2 separate regions of the Mus musculus genome follow, and region 1 is linked to region 2. The links are chromatin contacts, found by Hi-C or POLR2A ChIA-PET in ENCODE. All regions are on one chromosome and are shown on one strand. Each heading gives the region's core, a stretch centred on a gene start or an enhancer-like site at or near the end of the contact. The rest is flanking DNA. Distances are from core to core; before and after follow the strand shown.

Region 1 (4,132 bases), core at 11-2,510, 46 kb after region 2:
GAAGACCAGGGAGCAAACAGACATTCAAGCTCCCCCTAGAGTCCCTGCTTGCTATTCATGTAAGAGTTTTACTTGTGGGTAATTTCTAGGCCAGTGATATTACCCCCTTCTTCTAAGTCCCCTTAAAGTAATCTCCAATATTAGAAAATTCCTTTGGGTTACCTAATCCTCAATAATACATGTGTGTGTGTGTGTGTGTGTGTGTGTGTGTGTGTGTGTGTGTGTGTGTGTGTATGTATGTGTGTATGTGTGTATATGTGTGTGTGTGTATGTGTGTGTGTGTTCACAAATTATATATAGTACCATTGTACTGATATTTAAGTAGTATATATAGTGCCATAGCTCATTATATATACACCATAACCCAAATATTCATAAATATAACCTCTCTCTACATATACCTTATACATAGAATTTTTCTGTGTCTCTGTTTCTTTTTCTAAGTAATATTATTCATGTATAATAGGAAAGCCATTAGAACAATGCCTGACACAGACTAAGCCCAAAGTTACAGCAATATTATTACCTAAAAGGGAAAGCAGAATGAGTCATTTTCAATGACATCATCAGCCAAGAGTGACAGCCAAGTGCTGGGGCTTCAGCCAGCTCCCAGTTAGACAGGCTGGTTCAGGGAAGAGAAAGCTGACAATAGGCAGGTGGTCCACCCAGACATTTGCTAGGGTCTCTTTAGGGTGAGGCTAGGTAAGGAGGAACAATCTACAGATTTCTTTCCAGAAAGCTACACCTTCCTTGGTAGGCTGGTATGTACAAGCTCAAACTTGCACAGCCTCAGAAGGGTGCTTCTTTCTGCCAGCCAAGATCCTAGCTGCACTAGAGAGAAAGGGTTCTCTCTCTCTCTCTCTTTCTCCTCCCCTCCCTCCCTCCCTCCCTCCCCCCCTCCCTCCCTCCCTCCCTCCCTCTCTCTCTCTCTCTCTTTTTCTTTCTTTCTTCCTTTCTTTCTTCCTTTCTTTCTTTCTTTCTTTCTTTCTTTCTTTCTTTCTTTCTTTCTTTCTTTCTTTCTTTCTTTCTCTCTCTCCACCCTCAATTCTTATCCACATGTGGCAAAAAGTGACTCATTTATCTCTTTAAATATAGGGACAAATACTGTTTAAAACCAATCTCTCTAATCAAGGCATCACAATGCCTCCTTAAGATATATATTTAGCACTGTTGCCATGGCCACTGTTTTCAGTTTGGGTGCCTGTCATTTGGCCACTCCAGCTTGGCAGTGTGTGATGGAAACATTCCATTGGCCTCTTTGCACCAGGTCTGGATCGTCACACAGGGACTCAATCAGGTGGCCGACAGAGTTGCTGTGTGTTCAGTATTAGCGCTGCCAACATTGGGATCTCACTTTGATTGACAGGTTACTGAGCCTCCAGGGATTCCATTCTAGTCTTTGTAAATGGAGGGCGATAAGGCATCCTGTAAAGCCATTTCAGGTTCTGATGTCATATTTGCTTGATGTGACTTGTCGCATCAGGAAGTAGTTCACAAAGTTCACAGCTCTTAAGGCTTTTCTTTCCTCTATCTCACAAATGCAACTCTGTTCAAAAACACTCTCAAATGGATTTGCTCTGAGACCCTGAAGTTGCCATGACAGTTAATACTCCCTGGAGTTCTGTTCCTGTAGTCTGAAGTGGCCTTTGCTCTGTTTTCTGGAGGCTTCCAAAATTCAACTGGTTCATCAGAAAACTTCCCAGAGCTGTAAAACTATGGGAGGAGTTTGATTCCAGCATCAGGAAGGTAAATCTGAACAGGAAGAGCCTGTGCTGTCAGGACTGTCCAGCACTCTTTTCCCATGGAGAATTCCCATGTAATAACTTTGCATAGCATTTTGAGCAGGGTCACTTGGCAGACAGGAATATGGTGACACTTTCTAGGCACCTAGCCACATTATTCCTTAAAGTTTACAACACATTGCCCAGCAACTGTGGAGAGAGGATATGCAAAGAAAATTCCCAAAGTACTGAGATTACAAGTGTGCATCACTATGGGGCTTAGTGTGCTCTTTTGTGCATGATTATGTGTGCTCATATGTGCAGGTGCACATGTGAGCATATACACATGAAGGCAAAATAGCTTGGCTCACTGAGTATCTTCCTGGTCTCATTTTTCCATTTTTAATGGGTACTTAGGAGAAAGTAAGCTGAATACTAGTGGGCATTCATCATTACCTTCCATTCCTGCTTATGGAAACAACATCATCAGCTCCCTCAAGTTCCTGCCACTATAACTTCCCTGCTGTGATAGACTCTGACCTGAAACTGTGATCCAAAATAAGCCCTTCCCCATTGTGTTACATTTGTCTGGATACTTTATTGCAGAAACAGAAATGACACCCAGACAGACACTCTAGATATGAAGAGGATATAGCAATAATTATTCTTGAGGCACCAAGGAACTTGATGCCTGTTTCAAGGTCACCTTAACCTTAAAACAAGAGATGGCTCAGGACCCTTGAGGGAATCCATGCTCTGGGAGAATGAAGACTGCTATTCGTGAATGTCTTCTCCAATGCTCATGGTGAAATTTAACCTTTGATGTGACAGTTTGCAGAGGCAAGGAGTCAGGGCTGTGACTTCAGTATGATCTGTCTCACCAAGAACATGGAAACATGGTTCCTACCTGCAGCTTTGTTGAGGTAGGGCCTACTAAGAGGCATTTAGGTCATGAAGGGAGCTCTCTTGAGTGGGATGATGCCTTTCTTGAATGACATCTCCCATTCGAAGGGTTGGTCAATTACCATGAGAGGGGAGTGGGTTCTCTAAGGGAAGTCTGTCTTCTGCATACATCCACTCACTCTACTGTTGTCTGCCGTGAGTTAAGGCTGTGTGATGCATTCCCCAGAAATGGAGTTGAAGTTGATGCCTTTTCTGTTTCCATATTGTCTTAGTCAGGGTTTCTATTTCTGCACAAACATCATGACCAAGAAGCAAGTTGGGGAGGAAAGGGTTTATTCGGCTTACAATTCCATACTGATGTTCATCACCAAAGGAAGTCAGGACTGGAACTCAAGCAGGTCAGGGAGCAGGAGCTGATGCAGAGGCCATGGAGGGATGTTCTTTACTGGCTTGCCTCACCTGGCTTGCTCAGCCTGCTCTCTTATAGAACCCAAGACTACCAGCCCAGAGATGGTCCCACCCACAAGGGGCCTTTCCCCCTTGATCACTAATTGAGAAAATGCCTTACAGTTGGATCTCATGGAGGCATTTCCTCAACTGAAGCTCCTTTCTCTGTGATAACTACAGCTGTGTCAAGTTGACACAAAACTAGCAAGTACACATATCTATAGGCCAAACTCACCTACTCCCAGGTACTCTGTTACAGTAACAGAATTCAAATATGAGAGACACTTAGGTCAAAAGGGTAGCTTAACAAATGATGTTCTCACAAGTGTGAGCTAGCTGTCACAAGAATAGGTAGTTACAAATTTATTCCAGCCCCTCACACTTTTCAGTGTCTCTGTTTGCAATGGTCAGTTTTGATAGTCAACTTGATTAGATTGATAAATACTTAGATTAGTTACTGGACTTTTGGGTGTGTTTGTGGGGGTGTTTTCAAAGTGTTTAACATATGGAATAGTAACTGTGTGCATGCTCATGTGAGAGTGTGCATACTTGTGTGTGTGTGTGTGTGTGTGTGTGTGTGTGTGTGTGTGTGTGTGAGCGATGTGAATTAAGACTTGGGGAATAAGAAAAGAAAGAAGGCAAAAGAAGAGAACACAAGTATTCTCTTTCTCTAATATTTGGCTACCATATGACTTTCCCTGTTATTCCAAAGCCTAACCAACAGATGGACTGGAACTTCAGAAACCATGATCCAAAGTAGATTCTTCCTTGAAGTGGAAACTTGTGGTTTCTTTGAAAATTCAGTTATGTCAAATGATGTTTTGCTGGGGCACACAGGTGAAAGGGTATTTTGCTAAAGCAGCCACGTGAAAAGAATGTAAATATGACCCCATAGACAGGGAGCTGGAGCATTAGTTTGCCTAGGTTTGCCTTGCTCTGCCTCACTGTTCTTTGCTGATGATGGACATATATTAGTTCACCTTATGTTGCATGCCGAGCTTCCCTGGTGGTGACTTTATAGAGAGAAACTCACCAAAGAACTTCCTGCAGCTTCGTGATGC
Region 2 (4,280 bases), core at 765-3,264:
TCTCCTGGTCAAAAGAATAGAATCCGAGCATTCTGTGCTCAGCCCAGGATGGAGGTACTATAGATTTAAGCTATGTAATGGAGAACGAGGAGGATAATAATTCATTTAATAAGATAATATACATTCCCTTCCCAGAAGACCTTGCCCACCTTGTGGCCACTGGCCTTCTCTGGAAAACAGCCCTGTGGTCTGGCCTGCCTTCTCTTCTGAGCTCTCATTCAGAAAAGGGTCATTTCCTCTTTTGCATTGTTTGCTTGAAGATACCAGGCATGCTTTTATGGACATTCTGTGCCGTTTTACTTTTCTCTAAAGCTACTATTACTAGAATTATGGGTTACAAACTGTGTTCCAACTCAAGTTCGGCCATCCTTCTTCAGTAAGGCAGCTAAAAGTGCCAAATTAATGAAGGAAAAGAAAGCCACAAGAAAAAGAAAAGGAGATTTATTCAATGTGGCCACATCGGAAAGTGGGACACAGAGATCTTACTAATCCACAAATTCTGCCTTGGAGTTGGGTTTCCTGAGGATGAGGTTCAAATACAAAACAAAAGCTCTGCCTAACTAAACACTGGCAAATGTGGTCCCCAATCCATTCCTTTCTCAGCTCCAAATCTCTCCTGAAAGGTCATTTCCAGAAGATAAGTTTCTTCTCTGGATGTCCCCAGGGATTCAGCCGGTTTTTTTTTTTTTTTCCCTCCCAGCAGGAGATAGATCCCTAGGAGGAATTCTAATGTGTGTGCAGGCATATGTGCCTATCAGTGTACGGAGGCGGGGTGGGGGTGGGGGGAGAGGTGTCCATTTTTTTTTTTCCCAATGGGGTAAATAACAGGGTTAGTATATCTGTTTAGTATACACCCATTCCAGTCTTGATAGGCGGGTTACACCAACCCTTCCCTGAGCAACCGCTGGCCAAACTCCATTGCTGAACCTGCTGGCCTGCCTTTTCCAGTCCTAACTTAAAAGGGCATGGCTTTTTTTTCTTTTTTTCTTTTTTTCTTTTTTTTCCCCCCCTTCCCTTCTCTGGCCACCTGCCAAGATTAGCAGATTGCCTACCCTCTCAAACTCTAGTAAAATTGCCCCCCCCCCGAGCTTCCTTTTGAACATTTTAAATTTATTTGATTAAGGAGACTAAGAACCCCCAACGAGAGACCCTAGTAACAAGCATAAATTATGTTCCAAGCAGAATGGTGGCGCGCAGGTAGTACAACCTGCAGGCTGTTTTTCCATACCAAGAAGTAGTCTCCAATTCAATCTGTATATCTGGAAACTAAATTTAAAATTGGATTGAAACTCAGAATAAGGCAAAAGCTACTGTTACTGCAAGTAGGTACCAATTTGATAACACTCTGGCTTTCCGTTGCAGAGGAAGCACAGTTCAGTCTGTTATTTCATTTTGCTGTGCTGTTCCAGAAAACAGGTTGTGTGCCTCTTGCCTCAAAGTTTAACAGTCGCGATCTACTTTCAAAAGGCTTTAAGGCGGCATGTTATTTGGTATTCCAAGGAAGGCTGTTGAAAAGCCTTCCTTTCGCCCTTGCATTTCCTAGGTGACTTAAGTTAGCAGTGCAGGAACGTCTATTTTTGCTTAGCGGGGCAGCAAGACCGTGTAGACCAGACCCAAACACGTTAACTGGAGGAAACGACTCAAGAAGTTGAATGCCATTGGCCCTGAAGGTAGAGCTCAGTCCCTAGTCCGGAAGTGTTTTAGAAAAACGTTATTCCAACCTATTTGTTTGCCCCAGCAACGCTGGTCCCGCCACAGCGTCACACAGCAGGACAGCCGCATAGCCCACAGATCTGCTTCCCAGGTACCAGGCAGCCAGCAACCGTAGTCAGGTTGGGAGCGCACTCAATGCGCATGTCCGTAGTCCAGCCCCCGCCTCGCCCTCCCCGGCCACGCCCATGAGGTCTCCGCTGGAGGGCGGGGCCGCCCCGCTTGAATGGGGCGCGCATTCCTGTGGGACCACGTGACGCGGCCGCGCGGCCTGAGGTAAACAAGCGCGGCCCCGCCTCCTACCATCCGCGCGCTGCACTCCTGCTTGCGGGCGGGCGGCGCTCGTCTGAGCGGGCAGCTCCTCCAACCGTCCCCAGCGGCCGGCGCGGGGCACAGCTGCGCCAGCGTCCTACGCCCGAGTCCCCGGCCGAGCGCGCGCCCTCCGGTGCCCTCGGACCGCCCGCGCGCTGTGGCGCAGCACGAATTGGGTCGCGGCCCGGGCGCTATTCGCGGCTCCTGACGCGGCGGCCCGCGGCGCTGAGCTCAGCGCTATTCTCGGGCTCCGGGGCACTGCGCCCGAGGGTGTGTCTCCAAGCCGGGCTCGCAGCTATAAGGGGCCGCGGGCGGCCGCGGCCATGCAGCTCTACAGCAGCGTGTGCACCCATTACCCTGCGGGCACGCCGGGGCCCACGGCCGCCGCCCCGCCTGCCACCGCCGCCGCCGCCTTCAAGGTCTCCTTGCAGTCAGCCAGCCCCGCCGCCGCGGCCCCGGAGCCGGATACCGGAGAGCGCCCACCCGCCGCGGCCACCGAACCACGCGAAGCCGCCGCCGCCGCTGCCATGCCCGCCTTCTCTGCCTGCTTCGAGCGGTCCGGGTCCGCCGCCGCCCCGCCGGGCGCGTGCAGCAAGCCGCCGCTGCCGCCGCACTTCACGTCCACGGCGCACATCGCCGTGCGGGCCCTGGGCGCCGAGCGCCTCCTGCTGCCGCCACCCTCAGCCCCCTCGCCGCCGCGTCGCGGTTCCTCTGCCTGGCTGCTGGAAGAGCTGCTCCGGCCCGACGAGCCCGCGGCCCCGAACGCCGTCCGCGACGCTCCGGACAGGAACTTCCGACTGAGCGAGCACCGCCAGGCCCTGGCAGCCTCCCAGCACCGGGCCCCTGCACCGGCCCCCGTCGGCCCGGAGCCCGGCGCCGGCCCGGGCTCCGGCCCGTGGGGTGAAGAGCGCCGGGCGGAGCGCAGTTCCCGGGGTTGGGACCGGGCGAGCGGTCGCAGCGACGCCTCCGGGTCTGACGCGCTCCGACGGCAAGATCCCGAAGCCGAGGCTCACCCGGTTCCGGCACCCGCTCGGAGCAGCGGCGAGCCGGCCCAGAACGGCGAAGGCGAAGCCGTAGGCACGTCCCGGGCGGATCCCAGGGACGAGAAGCTAGCCCTGTACCTGGCCGAGGTGGAGAGGCAGGACAAGTACCTGAGGCAGAGAAACAAGTACCGATTCCACATCATCCCCGACGGCAACTGCCTCTACCGAGCTGTCAGCAAGACTGTGTACGGGGACCAGAGCCTGCACCGGGAGCTGAGGGAGCAGACCGTGCACTACATCGCGGACCACCTGGACCACTTCAGCCCACTCATTGAGGGCGACGTGGGGGAGTTTATTATCGCTGCTGCCCAAGATGGGGCGTGGGCCGGATATCCCGAATTGCTGGCCATGGGGCAGATGCTGAATGTGAATATACACTTAACTACTGGAGGGAGGCTGGAGAGCCCCACCGTGTCTACCATGATCCACTATCTGGGCCCAGAGGATTCTCTACGGCCCAGTATTTGGCTCAGTTGGCTCAGCAATGGACACTATGATGCTGTTTTTGACCACTCCTATCCTAACCCAGAGTATGACAATTGGTGCAAGCAAACCCAGATACAGAAAAAACGCGATGAAGAACTTGCCAAGTCCATGGCCATATCCCTGTCCAAAATGTATATTGAACAAAATGCATGCTCTTGAAAAGTCTGAGGACCTGACAAGTTGGGGGAAATGGCGCGTGTCAGTTGTGTTGGGAGAACCACACGAACTCTAATTAGGGTAATGGCACTTTTCACTTTCCTAGTAGACTGACTTTAGGTGTAATGCCTTAATCAGTTTTTGAATGTCCTCTCAGAGCCGCAGGTTGCTGGGCACCTGAATGATGTTTCCTGATAGCTTTGGGTGAGCCTACTGCTATTTAAAATTTGCTGTATAAAGTGAGTGCTACTTAATTTGCAAGCTGATGTCTCACGGTATGAATTTGTTCATTCCTGGTAGTCTATTTTCTATAAAAATGTATTTTTGCACATTTTTAAAAATGGGTGTACTTTCATCTATTGCCTTGTTCCAATTTCGAGAAATGGCTTTTAAGCAGAATCCAGAGAAGTGCTTTCTATGAAGTTTATTTCAGTTTGTGATTTAGTAACTAGTTTATTGTTGGAATATTTCACAATTCTTAATTATTTCAAATGGATATTGACACATTATGTTACCAGATGATTAGCCCATTCCATTTTGATGAAAAAAACCTATTGGGGAGGGGGGGAGAGA

What was found. A loop is a pair of places that touch in the nucleus more often than their neighbours do. ChIA-PET counts read pairs that join two places held with the same protein, here RNA polymerase II (POLR2A).
Region 1: a loop to region 2 is called in a map of heart, with 4 times the contacts of the local background. The contact joins the enhancer-like site here to the promoter of Otud1 in region 2. A Hi-C loop is called at or near these places in 7 of 37 maps with a recorded cell type or tissue (gastrocnemius, heart and v-Abl transformed pro-B cells). POLR2A ChIA-PET finds 5 or more read pairs at or near these places in 1 of 5 experiments (Patski).

The regions. Positions count from the first base shown.
Region 1 is chr2:19,702,618-19,706,749 of GRCm38, forward strand. No RefSeq gene overlaps it. Among named protein-coding and RNA genes, the nearest start is that of Gm24670, 13 kb to the left of the region's middle. Within about 2 kb of position 1,261, at least 2 of the 3 ENCODE cell types and tissues checked have a DNase peak (open chromatin) inside an H3K27ac peak, as active enhancers do; they include gastrocnemius and heart, where a contact is called at or near this core.
Region 2 is chr2:19,655,717-19,659,996 of GRCm38, forward strand. Otud1 (OTU domain containing 1) reads left to right here and starts at 2,015. Exons shown (of 1, transcript NM_027715.2): 1 at 2,015-4,280. The coding sequence starts at 2,346. The coding sequence ends at 3,710. It overlaps Gm3230 (predicted gene 3230), which reads right to left and starts at 2,181. Exons shown (of 1, transcript NR_033642.1): 1 at 90-2,181.